Regions from separate parts of the Homo sapiens genome. Here region 2 is linked to region 1. Evidence: read pairs that join two places in POLR2A ChIA-PET (ENCODE). Cell type or tissue: Panc1. All regions are shown on one strand. Links, peaks and the distances in the headings refer to the core of each region. The heading gives the core; the rest is flanking DNA.

What was found. ChIA-PET counts read pairs that join two places held together with the same protein. Peaks named below come from ENCODE experiments on the same cell type or tissue, not always from the same donor. Only the 100,000 strongest peaks of a DNase experiment are listed, where the experiment ranks them.
Region 2: POLR2A ChIA-PET joins it to region 1 with 5 read pairs; 2 of 35 experiments call an interaction of 5 or more read pairs at or near these places.

What each region holds. Positions count from the first base shown.
Region 1 is chr3:178,365,372-178,373,389 of GRCh38, reverse strand. It overlaps LOC105374235 (a long non-coding RNA gene), which reads left to right. Exons shown (of 11, transcript NR_188692.1): 2 at 1,571-1,639. Among named protein-coding and RNA genes, the nearest start is that of LINC01014, 50 kb to the left of the region's middle. In Panc1, for the core only: no CTCF peak of the experiment used is centred there; no DNase peak of the experiment used is centred there; H3K27ac peaks cover 416 bases.
Region 2 is chr3:177,074,170-177,082,187 of GRCh38, reverse strand. All of the region lies in intron 2 of TBL1XR1 (TBL1X/Y related 1), which reads left to right. Among named protein-coding and RNA genes, the nearest start is that of TBL1XR1-AS1, 41 kb to the right of the region's middle. In Panc1, for the core only: no CTCF peak of the experiment used is centred there; no DNase peak of the experiment used is centred there; H3K27ac peaks cover 680 bases.

The DNA of each region.
Region 1 (8,018 bases), core at 2,252-6,251:
AGCATATTTTTAGGAAAGGCTTCTCAGTTTGATATATGAAAGTCAGTTTGGATCTTGATGAATTATGCTCAACATAATTTGCAATTAAGATACTTGAAAATAATCAACTTAAATAAATCTTGTATATGAAGCAATATAATATAGTGATCAAAATCATGGAGTCTAGCAGCCCGAATTCAAATCCCAGATATGCCACTATTTGTGTGGCCTTGAGCAATTCATTTAAACTGTATAAGACCTTGTTTCCTCCTGTATAAAATGAAAATCATCATATTTCTACTTCAAAAGGCATTGAGGAATTAAACCACATGTTTAAAGTTCGTAGCAGAGTTCCCATGTAATAATGAACAATCAATAAATAATGGCCATTATTATATGGAACTTTAAGATATCTGGGGTAATGATAAATCATAGGGTCATAATTATATAGGTATTAATTATAGCCATGAGTTTGGGTTATTTCTTTAGGGCTTATCATATAGTAAAAGAAACAGAGTGGTAAGGGTAAACCAGTTGGGGTGGGAAGATGAGAAGTAAACAGCCCATGAGGAAGATAAGAGGTGACTGGAGAAAGGAAAACTAGAAGCTTAGGAAAGAGAGACTTTACAGAAAAAGGAGATTAACAGCACCAAAGGAAGTCCAGCAGTCTAGTAAGATGAGAAAAAAAAATAGTCCATTGATTTTTGGCAGTTATGTATGTTATGATAACTTGAAAACTGTGGGTAGAAATGATATTCTGAGTGTGGATGACAAGTGAAGTTATGACACTTGAGAAGGAGGAGGGTTGGCAGCTAAAGGGGCCAAAGGAAAGGTTTTGTTATTGTTGTTGTTGTTACTGTTAGTTTTGTTTTTCAGGTGGGAAAAATGCATGTGCTGAATGGCAAAGGGCCAGTACTAGTAAGAGACTGGTTTGAAGGAGAAAGTGGGTTGCAAGCCCTTGAGGAGATTGATGGGCTGCGATACAGAGCTCAGTTTCATTCACATACTTGTTTCTTGTTATTCTACAAGCGCAAGAATTTACTTCTTATCAGACACCAAAACCTGTGCTGGAGACATTGTGGCAAACCAGACATATGTTACTCTTATTGTCATGGAGCTTCTACTTTATATTCTGGATTTTATTCTAAGTCCAATGAGAAGAATTTACTGAAGAGTTTTAAGCAGGGAAATCGTATGGTTGTTATACAGCATTACTGCAGTAATAGCTAGTGCTACATAGAAATAAAGTAATATGTTAAAATGCAACATGGGAGCATTCAGAAACACATAAAAATGGACTGAGGTGGAACTCATGGTTTAGCAGGGAAAACCCGGCACCTTTGTCCTAGCTCTTTCCTCAGCCTGGGTCCCCCTTTCCCTCAATATTTGTAAGGCTAGATCCTTTTTGTAATTTATTTCAGGTTAAACTTCACTCCCTCAGAAAAGCCTTTCCTAACCTTGAGTCTAAAGTAGCTTGCAAGTTGCTCTCTACTACACGCTTTAATTCTTTAGATATAACTGATACAATCTTATGATTTTTATTTAAATATTTATTATGTATTTATTTTTATCATCTCTCTTTTTCTGTTAGATTCTAAGTTCCATGAAAGCAGGCATTGTGTGAATTTCTCCTGCATCTGGAACTGGCCTAGCACACCAAGTAAGTGCTTGATAAATGAATATTATGAATAAACACATAAAAGCATAATATGATGTAGCTGCAGAAACAGAGGCAAGCACCAAACTCTACGACAATACAGAGTAAGAAAAAGCACAGAGACTAAGTGTCATTTATGTATCAACAGAGAAGTATACCAGGGAACATTCTATCTCAGAGAAACTAGACTTGTGATCAATTAATAGCTTGTCAAACTGCCAGTAAATAATGAATAATGAAGGTGGGATTTGAGCTCAAATTGAAGTAGGTTCAGATTCCATACACTTTACACTCTTCCACATTGCCTTTCCTTTCCTTTCTCCCATGGACAGGGTAGTTTTTATTAGCTTCCTACAGACAAAAGATACAACCCCCCTAGCTTAAATCAGGAAGAATTAGATATCCTGAACAGACCAATAACAAGCAGCAAGATTGAAATAGTAATTTAAAAATTATCAACAAAAAAAAGTCCAGGACTAGACAGATTCACAGCAGAATTCTAACAGACATTCAAAGAAGAATTGGTACCAATCATATTGACACTATTTCACCAGATAGAGAAAGGGGGAACCCTCCCTAAATCATTCTATGAAACCAGTATTGCCCTAATACCAAAACCAGGAAAGGACATAACCAGAAAAGAAAACTACAGACCAATATCCCTGATGAACATAGATGCTAAAATCCTTAACAAAATACTAGCTAACTGAATCCAATAACACTTCAAAAAGATAATCCACCACGATCAAGTGGGTTTCATACCACAGATGCAGGTATGGTTTAAGATACGCAAGTCAATAAATGTGATACACCACATAAAAAGAATTAAAAACAAAAACTTACATGATCATCTCAATTGATGCAGAAAAAGCATTTGACAAAATCCAGCATTGCTTTATGATTAAAACTCATAGCAAAATTGGCATAAAAGGGACATACCTCAATGTAATAAAGGCCATCTATGAAAAACCCATAGCCAACGTAATACTGAAGGGGGAAAAGTTGAAAGCATTCCCTCAGACAACTGGAGCAAGACAACGATGCCCACTCTCACCACTCCTCTTCAGCATAGTACTGGGAGTCCTAGCCAGAGCAATTGGACAAGAGAAAGAAATAAAGGGGGTCTAGATCCGTAAAGAGGAAGTCAAACTGTTGCTGTTTGCTGATGATACGACTGTTTACTTAGAAAACCCTAAACTCCTCCAGAAAGCTCCTAGAACTGATAAAAGGATTCAGCGAAGTTTCTGGATAAAAAATTAAGGTACACAAATTAGTAGCTCTTTTATACACCAACAGTGACCAGCTGAGAATCAAATCAAGAACTCAACCTCTTTTACAACAGCTGCAAAAAAATAAAATAAAATAAAATACTTAGGAATATACCTAACCAAGGAGGTGAAAGACATCTACAAGGAAAACTACAAAACACTGCTGAAAGAAATCATAGACGACACAAACAAATGGAAACACATCCTATGTTCATGGATGAGTAGAATCAATATTGTGAAAATGACCATACTGCCAAAAGCAATCTACAAATTCAACACAATTCCCATTAAAATACCAATGTCATTCTTCACAGAATTAGAGAAAAACATTCTAAAATTCACATGGGACCAAAAAAGAGCCCACATAGCCAAAGCAAGACTAAGCAAAAAGAACACATCTGGAGGCATCACATTACCTGATTTCAAAATGCACTATAAAGCCATAGTCACCAAAGCAGCATGGTATGGGTATAAAAATAGCTACATAGACAAGGGAACAGAATAAAGAACCCAGAGGTAAACTCAAATACTTACAGCCAACTAATCTTTGACAAAACGAACAAAAACATAAAAAGTATATGTTGGAACTTAATCCTCAATGCAACAGTGTTGGGAGATGGACCCGAATAAGAAGTGATTAGTTCATAAGGGCTCTGCCCTCATAAAAGGATTAGTGCTTCTATTGCAGGAGTGGGTTTGTTATCATGGGAGAGGGCTTATCTATAAAAGGATGAGTTTGGCCCTCTTTTTGCTTGTGTGCTCTCTCTCTCTCCCTCTTTCTCTCTCTCTCACACACACACCCCTTCTGTTTGCCCTTCTACCGTGGGATAAAAGAGAAAAAAAGCCCTCTCCAGACACCAGTGCCTTGATCTTGGAGTTCCCAACTTCCAGAAATGTGAGCTAATAAATTTCTGTTTATTATAAATTACTCACTATGTGGTATTCCACTGTAGCAAGACAAAACACAAAAATGCTAAATGTTACACTTTCCACCTTCCAAGCCTCCTTTTGTTATTCCCAACCCCTCATCAATGGATTTTATATTTTGAAAGATTTCGTTCAAGTTGCATTTATTTAGTATAATTTCCTCACTTTTTTAAAAAAAGTGTGTGTACATGCCAATAAGAGCCCATCCTCAGTCTGAGATAAACAGTGGTATGTGTGACTTGAACTATAGCAGAGCATTGGCCTCTGAAGGTTTAAACACTCATGGAGGTACATGACACAGTGACAGTCATTTCACCCAGATTTGTATTTGCTTTGAATGTAATGGAGTTGATGAATGAGCTGGTAGGGAGCCTGGGTGTCTGCCCAGTTCTCATCTCCAGGCAGCAATGTTGAACTATACTCTTCACTAACCATTTGATGACTCTTATAAAGGGATTAAAAACTTTATTTTTTCACACATTCATTGTATTTGAGGTTAGCATTATTATCCTGAGTATGCTGTGGCAATATGATTTATAGGTTTTTGGGTGCGTGTGTACGTATGAGAACTTATGTTAATAGCTATAGTCTGGAGCTAAAAAAATAAGGATATGTAGGGGTGCCGTTCATTTTTAGATATAATATATATCACTTCAGGAGATATTATATACTATGATGTATCCATGAAGTGAAGTTTCTGGGATCACCTTGGGATTATCAAAGGTGTGATATAACTTTAGCCAAAGCAAAGAAAGTTGCCATTTTAGTTAGCCTATACAGTCTCATTATGTGCAAATACAAATTATAGCTAATTAAATTTCTGAAATATTTAAAGTAACTTCAGATTTCTATTAATATCTTTGGGAACCCTTAGGTAGCAAAGAATTTCAGGTTGGAAACAACTGCCCTCATAGGGATCTAATTAATGTTTTTTGAGTTAATGAAATGATAACGTTTTGTCTCTGAAAAGTTCAACCACTTCCTCATTTAGTACAAATTTGAGAGTTCAGTAGAAACACAGTAAACGAGAAAAATATAAATTTTGGCATGATAAAATGAAATATGGGCACATGAAGATGTACTATTTATATGAGAGAAACGAAGAAAGAAAAAAGAAAGAAAGAAAGAAAGAAGGAAGGAAAGAGAAAGAAAGAAAGAAAGAAAGAAGGAAAGGGAGGAAGGGAGGAAAAAGGAAGGAAGGGAGGGAGGGAGGAAGGGAGGGAGGGAGGAAGGGAGGGAGGGAGGAAGGGAGGGAGGGAGGAAGGGAGTTATCTGGAGGTTGAAAATCTGTTAGTACAATAAGGTCTGTCTTCAGGGAAAATTTTGAAATTGCCATAGTGTAACTACAAAGGAAGACTAAGAAAGCTAAGACCATAATTTCTTATGAAAATTCCAACCTGAATAAAGGAAACCATTGCTAATTCATATCTGCAAGTCACCTTATCTAATTCCCATTTTTGGTAGGTACTTGCAACGCATAAGATGCCTGCCAAAAATGCTGGCTGAGAGGAAACAATATTCATGCCAGTGTTGAAATACCTTGCCAGATTTCAGAGGTAATTTTAGGTCACCAGTCCCATGCCAAATACCTTCCCATTTTAGAAAGACTACTAATATATTAGGATGGGGAACATCAGAGAAGGGATTTACTAAGACTCCATCTCTATTAAAGCTCTTCCAATAGACATTACTTCAAAGTTAGATTTCTTTCTGTGTTTCTCCAAAAGGCTGCAATAAAAATCTGACTGCTAATGACAACTCATTTAGCAGGATGACAGTTGCTTGATGCTCACAGGGAATGAAGCAAGCATTGCCAGATGTGTGCCATACCCTCTTTTAACAGCCTCATTGCAGAGTATCTTCACTATAATGACCATTAGAATAAACCATATTCTATTAATGAAGAAAAATCTTACACTATCAATTAATAGCCTTTAAAAAATGTGAGAGAGCAGAAGGAAACTCTGAGAAATAGTAGAATGCTTTATTCTTTGTACTAGATGAATTGATTGCTACAGCATTTAAATCTATGGGGTAACAACGCAGTAGGGTTTTTGGACCACAGATATATCAACATAAATCCTTATTTACATTCATTTAAGAATTCATAGCACCATTTGTTATGAGGAATATGGCTTTTTTAGGCTGCCCCTCTGTGTGCAAGCACACTCTCACACACAATAGCATTTGTATGATTTAAAATGTAGATAGCAGTAAGTCTGGATTCTGAATAGTTTTATGTAAAATTTAATAAAAATGCAAGAAAGGATTCTTTTTTATTATACTTTAAGTTCTAGGATACATGTGCAGAACGTGCAGGTTTGTTACATAGGCATACATGTTGCCATGGTGGTTTGCTGCACTCATCAACCCGACATCTACATTAGGTATTTCTTCTAACGCTATCCCTTCACTAGTCCCCAGCCCCCGACAGACCTGGGTTTGTGATGTTTCCCTCCCTGTACCCATATGTTGTCATTGTTCAACTCCCACTTATGAATGAGAACATGTGATGTTTGGTTTTCTGATCCTGTGTTATTTTGCTGAGAATGAGGGTTTCCAGGTTCATCCATGTCCCTGCAAAGGACATGGACTCATTCTTTTTTATGGCTGTGTAGTATTCCGTGGTGTGTATGTGCCACATTTTCTTTATCCAGTCTAACGTTAATGGGCATTTGGGTTGGTTCCAAGTCTTTGTTATTATGAATGGTGCTGCAGTAAACATATGTGTGCATGTGTCTTTACAGTAGAATGATTTATAATCCTTTGGGTATATACCCAATAATAGGTTTGCTGGGTCAAATGGTATTTCTAGTTCTAGATCCTTGAGGAATTGCCACACTGTCTTCCACAATGGTTGAACTAATTTATACTCTGACCAACAGTGTAAAAGTGTTAATATTTCTCCACATCCTCCCCAGCATCTGTTGTTTCCTGACTTTTTAATGATCACCATTCTAACCGGGGTAAGATGGTATCTCATTGTGGTTTTGATTTGCATTTCTCTAATGACTAGTGATGATTAGCTTTTTTTTTTCATGTTTGTTGGCCGCATAAATCTCTTCCTTTAAAAAGTGTCTGTTCATATCCTTTGCCCAGTTTTTGATGGAGTTTTTTTTTTCTTGTAAATTCGTTTAAGCTCCTTGTAGATTCTGGATATTAGCCCTTTGTCAGATGGATAGATTGCAAAAATTTTCTCCCATTCTGTAAGTTGCCTGTTCACTCTGATGACGGTTTCTTTTGCTGTGCAGAAGCTCTTTAGATTAATTAGTTCCCATTTGTCAATTTTGGCTTTTGTTGTAATTGCTTTTGGCATTTTAGTCATGAAGTCTTTGCCCATAACTATGTCCTGAATGGTATTGCCTATGTTTCCTTCTAGGGTTTTTTTATGGTTTTAGATCTTATGTTTAAATCTTTACTTGATAATGAGTTGATTTTTGTATAAGGTGTAAGTAAGGAGTCTAGTTTCAGTTTTCTGCATATGGCTAGCCAGTTTTCCCAACACCATTTATTAAATTGGGAATCCTTTCCCCATTTCTTGTTTTGTCAGGTTTTTCAAAGATCAGATGGTTGTAGACGTGTGGTGTTATTTCTGAGAACTCTGTTTTGTTCCATTGGTCTACTATGTGTCTGTTTTAGTACCAGTATCATGCTGTTTTGATTACTGTAGCCTTGTAGCATAGTTTGAAGTCAGGTAGTGTGATGCCTCCAGCTTTGTTCTTTTTGCGTAGGATTGTCTTTTTTGGTTCCATATGAAGTTTAAAGTAGTTTTTTTCTATTTCTGTAAAGAAAGTCAATGGTAGCTTGATGGGAATAGCATTGAATCTATAAATTACTTTGGGTAGTATGGCCATTTTCACAATATTGATTCTTCCTATCCATAAGCATGGATAGGAAGAAATGAGTTTTCCATTTGTTTGTGTCCTCTCTTATTTCCTTGAGCAGTGTTTTGTAGTTCTCCCTGAAGAGGTCCTTCACATCCCTTGAAAGTTGTGTTCCTAGGTATTTTATTTTCTTTGTAGCAATTGTGAATTGGAATTTGCTCATGATTTGGTTTTCTGTTTGTCTATTATTGGTGTATAGGAAAGCTTGTGAATTTTGCACATTGATTTTGGATCCTGAGACGTTGCTGAAATTGCTTATCAGTTTAAGGAGTTTTTGAGCTGAGACGATGGGGTTCTCTAAAT
Region 2 (8,018 bases), core at 1,575-5,574, 1.3 Mb after region 1:
ACTTTCTCAAAGTAAAAGTGCTATGTTGTGCGTAGCTCTAGCCATTTTGTTGTAAGAATTCTATATTACTGATACCTAAAAAAGGCATTTTGGTCTTAGAGAAAATTGTGTTGTATGCTGACTTTGGAGATGGTAGAATTGCAAGTGTGTGTTCATGCCTTCCAGATAGAAATTTAGTGGTGAACAATCAAGGGGGTTTCACACTGTGTACCAGCTAGTTATTTAAACATCAAATTCTCCTTAACTTCTAATTTTAGTACCAGTGTCTTCCTAGAGGAGAATATTTTACCCAAACAGAAACAATAGTTCAGTTAGACTTAAATTTTATATTGTATATTATATATACAATACTGTAATTATACTGACTAAAGACAATACTATTAATTGTATCTTATAATTAGTAGTTGTATTTTCATTATTAAATATCTTTTTTTTTTTTTTTTTGAAGTCAGGGTCTTGCCTTATCTAGTCAGGCTGGAGTGCATGCAGCGCAGTCACGGCATACTGCAGCCTCAGAGACCTCCTGGTTTCAAGTGGTCCTCCCACCCCACCCTCCTGAGTAGTTAGGACTACAGGCATGCACTAATATTTAAAACTCTTTGTAGAGATTAGGTCTTGTTATGTTGCCCAGGCTGGTGTAGAACTCCTGGGCTCAAATGATTCTTCTCTCTCAGCCTCCCAGAGTGCTGGTATTAAAGGTGTGAGCCACCACAACCCACCTGTTATTAAATATCTGAATGTTTAAGTCTCTGAAAAAAATGATGGACAAGGTAAGATAGATGGATAAAATTGCTGAAAACAGCTCATGATCAAAATAGAACCCTAAAGAGTTATCTGTATATCCATGTGATTTCTGTTATTTGCCATCATAATACCAGAATCAAAATGAAAAATAAATTTCATGTAAATGAAAGTTTTGTTTCAAAGATTTCTATCACAGAGACACATTGATATTACATCCATCTTAAGACTGGCCAAGAACAAGAGAGAAATCTTATTAATGATTCTGAATGTCGTATTAGGAGATACTATGTATTGCCAAGGTGAAATGTTCAAATGACTAAGTAGTGGACTTGCATGTGTGTCAAGTTATTTTATAATCACTTTAGGTAATTTGCATTTAAGAAAAACTTTTAAAAACAAGCTTTTTCCATATGAATGTTTCATCATATCTTTACATCCTTTAAAAGTTGATTTCTAAGATTTTCTTGATTGTAGAGATACGTTTACTGGTTCTCATATCCTTGAAGTGTTAAGTCTGCCAGGTAAGAACCTTAGCATCAACATAAGCAATGAAGTATAAAGGAACAAATAAATATAAAGTAGAACATCAGCTGATCTTTGAACTTAAAGCTAGTTGTTAAGTTTGTCAGACCCTGGAGGATTTGCTAGAACCAGGCAGTTAATTGTATTTAGGTAATTTAGTTAGAAAACCACAGTTTTTGAGGTACCAGGACCTATTGTTACTGATAGATGTTTGATTTCTTTCAGTATAGAAAACTTAAACATGGAGACACTCTTTTAAAAAAATGTTTCTGTGTGTCACTGAAAAAAAATATATATTTTTTCTTTCAGTTAGCTTTATTGTCAGAAGGAGAAGCCAGATTTCTATTTTGAGAGAACCAGAAAAAAGTATTATGAGTAGGGAAAATATGCTCATTAACACAGAAGGATATCACAAGCATACTTATTGTTTTATTGCATGTTAAATTTAAATAGTTTAATTTACTCTAATCATTTTTCTTGTCATTTTATTCTTTGTTCAGTTATTTCATCAGGGGCAGTTATGGGCACTTTATCACTTAAAGTAAGTACTAGCCCAAAGGTGTACTATTTTCTAGATTTACTTGGGCAGTCTGGCCAAAGGTGAATAGGTCTTTTCGGGCCATAATTTGGGTTACTCATTACTAATTCAGCTTAGATGTTAATGATAAAGCCTGATAATGTTACTAAGGCTGATATATTCTAAAAACCTTTCTAGCAGTTAAAAGTTAGAAAGCAATTGCTTTTTGCAATTTAAAATTTTGTGTATGTCCTTTTTATTGAGGACATAATTATGTCCTTATGAAAATTATTTTCAACCTTGTTCCCTACTGCTGTTTCCAGTGTTAACAGTTAAACCTTACTGTTAACAGAAATCTTACATTTGATTGATTCTTCCTAAATTCATCTTTAGGATCACTCAGTGTTAAAGCTAGAGGAGCCCTTTCAGATTATCTAATTCAGTACCCTCATTTTACAGATGAGGAAACTGAGGCCTTGGACTAGAACAGAGGTCTCCTGACTCAGTCCAGGACTCTTTCTATTACATCATGCGGCCTGATATTTGTCTTTATGGAACTCAGCAACATCACATACAGGGTGAGCTTTTTTTTTTTTTTTTAAATGAACACATAAAGTGATTTGCTACCCTCATTAGTTACTAGTCCTCATTCTTGTCTAACTCTTATTTTCCTTTTCTACCCATATTTATTTTAATTGATTATATAGACCCAATTACTTGTGACACTTTTTTATTTTACTGCTACCTCTTCTTGACGTTTGACTATTATTTTTAAGAGTTAAACTTTCAGAGGATTTCTTACCAATGATGACTGCCACTTTATCACGCACTGTAGCAACAGTCGATTAAAATTTATAACAGGAATTATTTGTAGAGTGTTACATTTAGATTAAAAAAATTACAAATAAGTCCAAGAGTGTGGATAAGATCTAAGCAGCTATAATACTAGATACAAATTTTTTTTTTTTTTTTTAAATGGAGTCTTGCTCTGTCGCCCAGGCTGGAGTGCAGTGTCGTGATCTTGGCTCACTGCAAGCTCCACCTCCCGAGTTCACGACATTCTCCTGCTTCAGCCTCCCGAGTAGCTGGGACTACAGGCGCCTGCCACCACGCCCAACTAATTTTTTGTATTTTTTTAGTGGAGACGGGGTTTCACCGTGTTAGCCAGGATGGTCTTGATCTCCTGACCTCGGGATCCACCCACCTCGGCCTTCCAAAGTGCTGGGATTACAGGTGTGAGCCACCGCACCCGGCCGACATTTTTTTTGTGAAATACCGACATCCCAAGAAATAATCAGCCAACAGTGTGATGTAACTGCCATTAAAATAGCCTATGCTACGAATGCATGGATTTACACAGATTTATGTTTTAGGTTATTGCATTGTTTTCTGTATCGGTACTCAAATTGGCTTCTGTGTCCTTTTGAGAAGTCCCTAGCAGTTTTTTTTTTCTTTTGAGACGGAGTCTCACTCCGTTGCCCAGGCTGGAGTGCAGTGGTGCAATCTCAGCTCACTGCAAGCTCTGCCTCCCGGGTTCACGCGATTCTCCTGCCTCAGCCTCCCGAGTAGCTGGGACTACAGGCGCCCGCCACCATGCTCGGCTAATTTTTTGTATTTTTTTTGTAGTAGAGACGGGGTTTCACCGTGTTAGCCAGGATGGTCTCAATCTCCTGACCTCGTGATCTGTCCGCCTTGGCCTCCCAAAGGTTTGGGATTACAGACGTGAGCCACCGCACCCAGCCGATATTGTTTTATTTTAATCAAGGCAAAACTGTATGTAAATACTGCTTGAATTATACTTTATTTTTTTTTTTTTGAGATGGGGGTCTCACTCTTTCGCCCCAGCTGGAGTGCAGTGGTGGTATAATCATAGCTCACTACAGCCTCAAACTCCTGGGCCCAAGTGATCCTCCCACCTCAGCCTCCCAAGTAGCTGGGACTACAGGTTCATGCCACCATACCTGGCTAATTAAAACCAAAATTTTTTTTTTTTTGTAGATCCTGGGTCTCCCTATGTTGCCCAGGGCTCAAGTGATCCTCCCGCCTCTGCCCCCCAAAGTGATGGAATGACAAGTGTGAACCATGCACTCAGCCGAATTATATTTTATATGCTGGAGCATGAGAGCTATGTTTTATTATTTATGAAAGTTTAAAAATATATTTGAATAATGTTTTAGGTGCCTTATAAGATACAGGCTGCTGATTTGTTTTGTTAAAACAGGCAAAAGATTTATTCATTCTGAAGAGAAACCAGATCATGACAGACTGCTTTTTAAATGCTTATAATTTGGTAGTGGTTGAAAAAATATGCATATTAAAAGGTGACATCATAATAATGTTAACACTTAGTGGGTTATAAATGGCTTTTCCATGCATTCCCACCTGTGAGGTGTATAGATTAGGTTTTATTCTCTTTCACAGTTGAAGAAACTGGGGCTCCGGGAAGTTAAAATGACTTGATGTAATGCCTTAATGTCAAAAGCCAGTAGCATCAAAAAGAAAATGTCAACGTTCTGACTTCTGGTCAATAATCTTTTTACTGTTGTCCAGTTTTGAGAAGAGCAATAAAACTGCACTTAGGGGTACAGGAGGAAAGTAGCCAGACATCTTTAATGTTGATATTTGAATAGGTATCATAAAGAGATAATATTTGAAGAAGAATAGACAAATTTCAACAAGTGCAGTTGAAACAGAACTAAAAGCAGAAAAGTGGAAATTTGTGGGACATGTTAGAATGATACCAGCATACTCACTTGAAGAGTAAAGTGCATATAAAGGTGGTACCATATGGCTAGATAGGTACTTTGGAACCATAGAATGGAGAACTTAGGAGACTCTTAGGCTGTCGTAATAATACAGGTGATAGGTACTGTAGAAAGAGAGACGTGGCTGTAAGAGGTGTTGGATACATTTTAGAACGTGTAGATTTTTAAAGCTTCATTTGTATTATGTGAATATAAGTTATTTTCCCTTTTCCTCAAGGACTCCATCTCACCAAAAGCCCCTCATTTTCAGGTGAGATCTAAAGTAAATAAGTATTTTTCCCTTCTGAAAATTTTCTTTTATGATGGATTTAACATAGTTTCTTACCTGCTCTATATTTATAAAAAGTTTCAAGTTAATAATACTAATAAAACTATTATTATAAGACTACCAAAAGCAGTTTAAAATTTCTTTGTGGTTCTTTTTAGTTCTTAGATTATATTCCCTAGAGATGTATGCAGCGAAAGTACTGTTGTAAGGTGTGTTAGTGTTCTTTGTTAGTAGACAGTTTTACTGGTTTACAATACTAAAATGTTCTTTCTCATTCATTTTGTATGTAGATAAGGTGGGTTGACTGTGGCTCTCTTCCAGTTGTCTGCTCATTTGGATAGCCAAGCTGTTGAAGTAGACCCCATATAGGACATGCTCGTTGAGCAAGAGAGCTGGCAGACACTTGTAATGTCTCTTAAATCTTGTGATTGGATATAGTGTGTATCACATCATCTGGAATTCCACTGGCCAAATTAGGTCACATAGCCAAGGTCCAAGTTGCTGGGATGGGGATGAATAACTCTATTTCAGGAAAAAAGAATGCTTAAATTCTGAACCAGTAATACATTCAACCTCTACAGCCACTTAAATTGATTCTTCCCATGTGTTGATGCCATCATAGTTACCATTATTAGGGTTAGTTTTGTTTTTTGTTTTAAGGGGATTCTCTGATAACCAAGGTGGACAGATGACTGAAGGTAAGAAGAAAAGGCTTTTGTTACCCTTGTCTGTACCTGTCTTCTACAGCATGGAAGGGGCAAATGATGGAATCTGTATTTGTCTTCCCAGGCTTTCTCAGCTTAGTGTGACTGTTATAGATTGAATTGTATCCTCCTAAATTCGTAAGTTGGAGTCCTAACCTCCAGTACCTCAGAATGTAATCTTACTTGGAAATAGGGTCCTTATAGAGATACTTAAGTTAAAATGGGATCATTTAGGTAGATCGTAATACCTTATGATTGGAGTCCTTATAAAAAAGAGAAAATTTGGGCACATACAGAGGGAGAACAGTGTGAAGACACAGGGAGAACATGGCAAAGTGACTAGAGTGATGTGTCTACAAGCCAAGCTCTATGGTCCGAATTTGTCCCTCCAAAATTTATGTTGAAACCTGATCTCCATTGCAGTGGTATTAAGAGGTGGCTTTTTTGGAAGTGCTTAAGACATAAGGGCTTTGCCCTCAGTGAATAGAATTGTGACCTTATAAAAGAAGTTGAAGGGAACCCCCAGGCTCCTTAAACAGTATGAGGAGGACATGGCCAGAAGGCACCATTTATGAAGCAGAGAGCCTTCACTAGGCACTGTATCTGCTGGCACCTTGATCTTGGGCTTCACAGCCTCCAGAACTGTGAGAAAAAACTTCCGTCTAAGGTATTTTTTGTTGTATTTTGTTTTTTTGTTTTTTTTCCGGTAGCCCCAAATGGACTAAGACACCAAGGAAGCTAGGAGAGAGGCCTGGAACAGACCCCTCCTTAGCACACCTTCAGAGGGAATGCGGCCCTGTGAACACCTTGATTTTGGACTTCTATAAGACAATAAATTTCTGTTGTTCTAAGCCTCTTAGTTTATGGTACTTTATTGTCACGCTAATTTAGAACTTTGCTAGAAAGCACCTTTAAATAGAAGTTTGGCAGCCAAGGCAGGAAGAAATTAGCTTGAGGCTAGCTTATTTTTTAACCTTTATTGTGTAATGAGTAGTCTAACTGCTAAGTAGATGGCAGGAGGAGAGGGGTCTGTCTATTTAGATTGGGAAACATACCTTCAAATCTGTTACTTTTTCAGCCTGAAAAAGTGAAATATACTTGAGTTAGTTCTTTCTAAGATGGAAATCTGTATTGAACCACACTATACTGATTAGTAGGGAAGTTTTGAAAGCTAGAAGATATTATGAATTGTGTCCCCACAAAGATATGTTGAGGTGCCAACTCCCAGTACCTGTGAATGTGACTTATTTGGAATGGAAATAAGATCTTTGTAAATCAAGTTAAGATGACGTTATTGGCATGGGCCCTATTCCAGTATGACTGGTGTTTTTATAAAAAGAGGGAAATTTGGACACAGACAACACACAAAGAGGAGAATGCCACGTAAAGACTCAGACACAAAGCAAGGTGGCCATGTGAAAATGGAGGCAGAGACTAATTTTGCCGCTACAAGCCAAGGAATGCCGGGTGCTACCGAAGCTGGAAGATGGATAGAACGACTCTCTTTTCCGTTGGAGGGATCGTGGCACTGCCAACACAGTTCACTTCAGGCTTCTAGCCATAGAACTATGAGACAATTAGTTTCTGTTGTAATTTTAAGTGGCCCAGTTTGTTGTAGCTATCACAGTAGCGCTGGGAAACTGATGCAGAAGGACATGTGGATTTTGAGAGTACTTTGTGGTCTTTGGGGCTGTTGTCTTACATCATTACATTTTGTACAGATTACCAGAATGGATAAACCACAAATTCCTAAACCGTGTTGTGCATGGTGTTCACCTTCACATGTTTCAGAAATATTAAGGTACTTAATATTACTCAAGTTTGAGAAAGATTGAGTTAAAATGTATTTATGTCTTTATTGTGATATAAGTAAGTTCCTTGGAAAGCAAAACATTAAGATATTATTCATTAACATTTTGTTATATTAGGTTGTTCAGCCTGTCACCTACCTGGCTTTAAGGAACGAAATATACTTGGTGGCGGTGAGGGTTGGGGAGGTAGCATAGAAAACTTGGAATATAAGTCTGTTTGAAAAGGGCAGTGGGCTCCGTTGATGTTAGAATGCCGGGGATCAGATTTCAGGCTCACGAGAAGGTGGGGATGAGGAAGTTGTCAAGGCAGAGAGGTTAATTAGTGAAATAGTGCCCGATTTTGAGGTGGTTGGTAAGAAAAAGGTTGATCTAGGGAAAGCGTTGATAGAAGCGTAGGGAGAGCTGTGCTTACTCACATTTTTCCCTAGGCTTAGGCTTCCTGTTGGTAAAGAGGTTGATCATGGCTCATACGCAAGGACTTTGGAAAGAAGGAAAACCCTATCTTATGCTTGAATATCTTCTAATATATCCACAGCAATTATTGATGCAGTCAGGAATAGCAGTGTGAGTGTAGACTAGTTTCTTGGCATTATTAAACACATATGCCTCTCTATTCTCTAGCTCTTTCACTCCCTACATCTCCTCTGTTCTTTCTTACGTATCCTCAAGGTACACAGGGATGGGTAT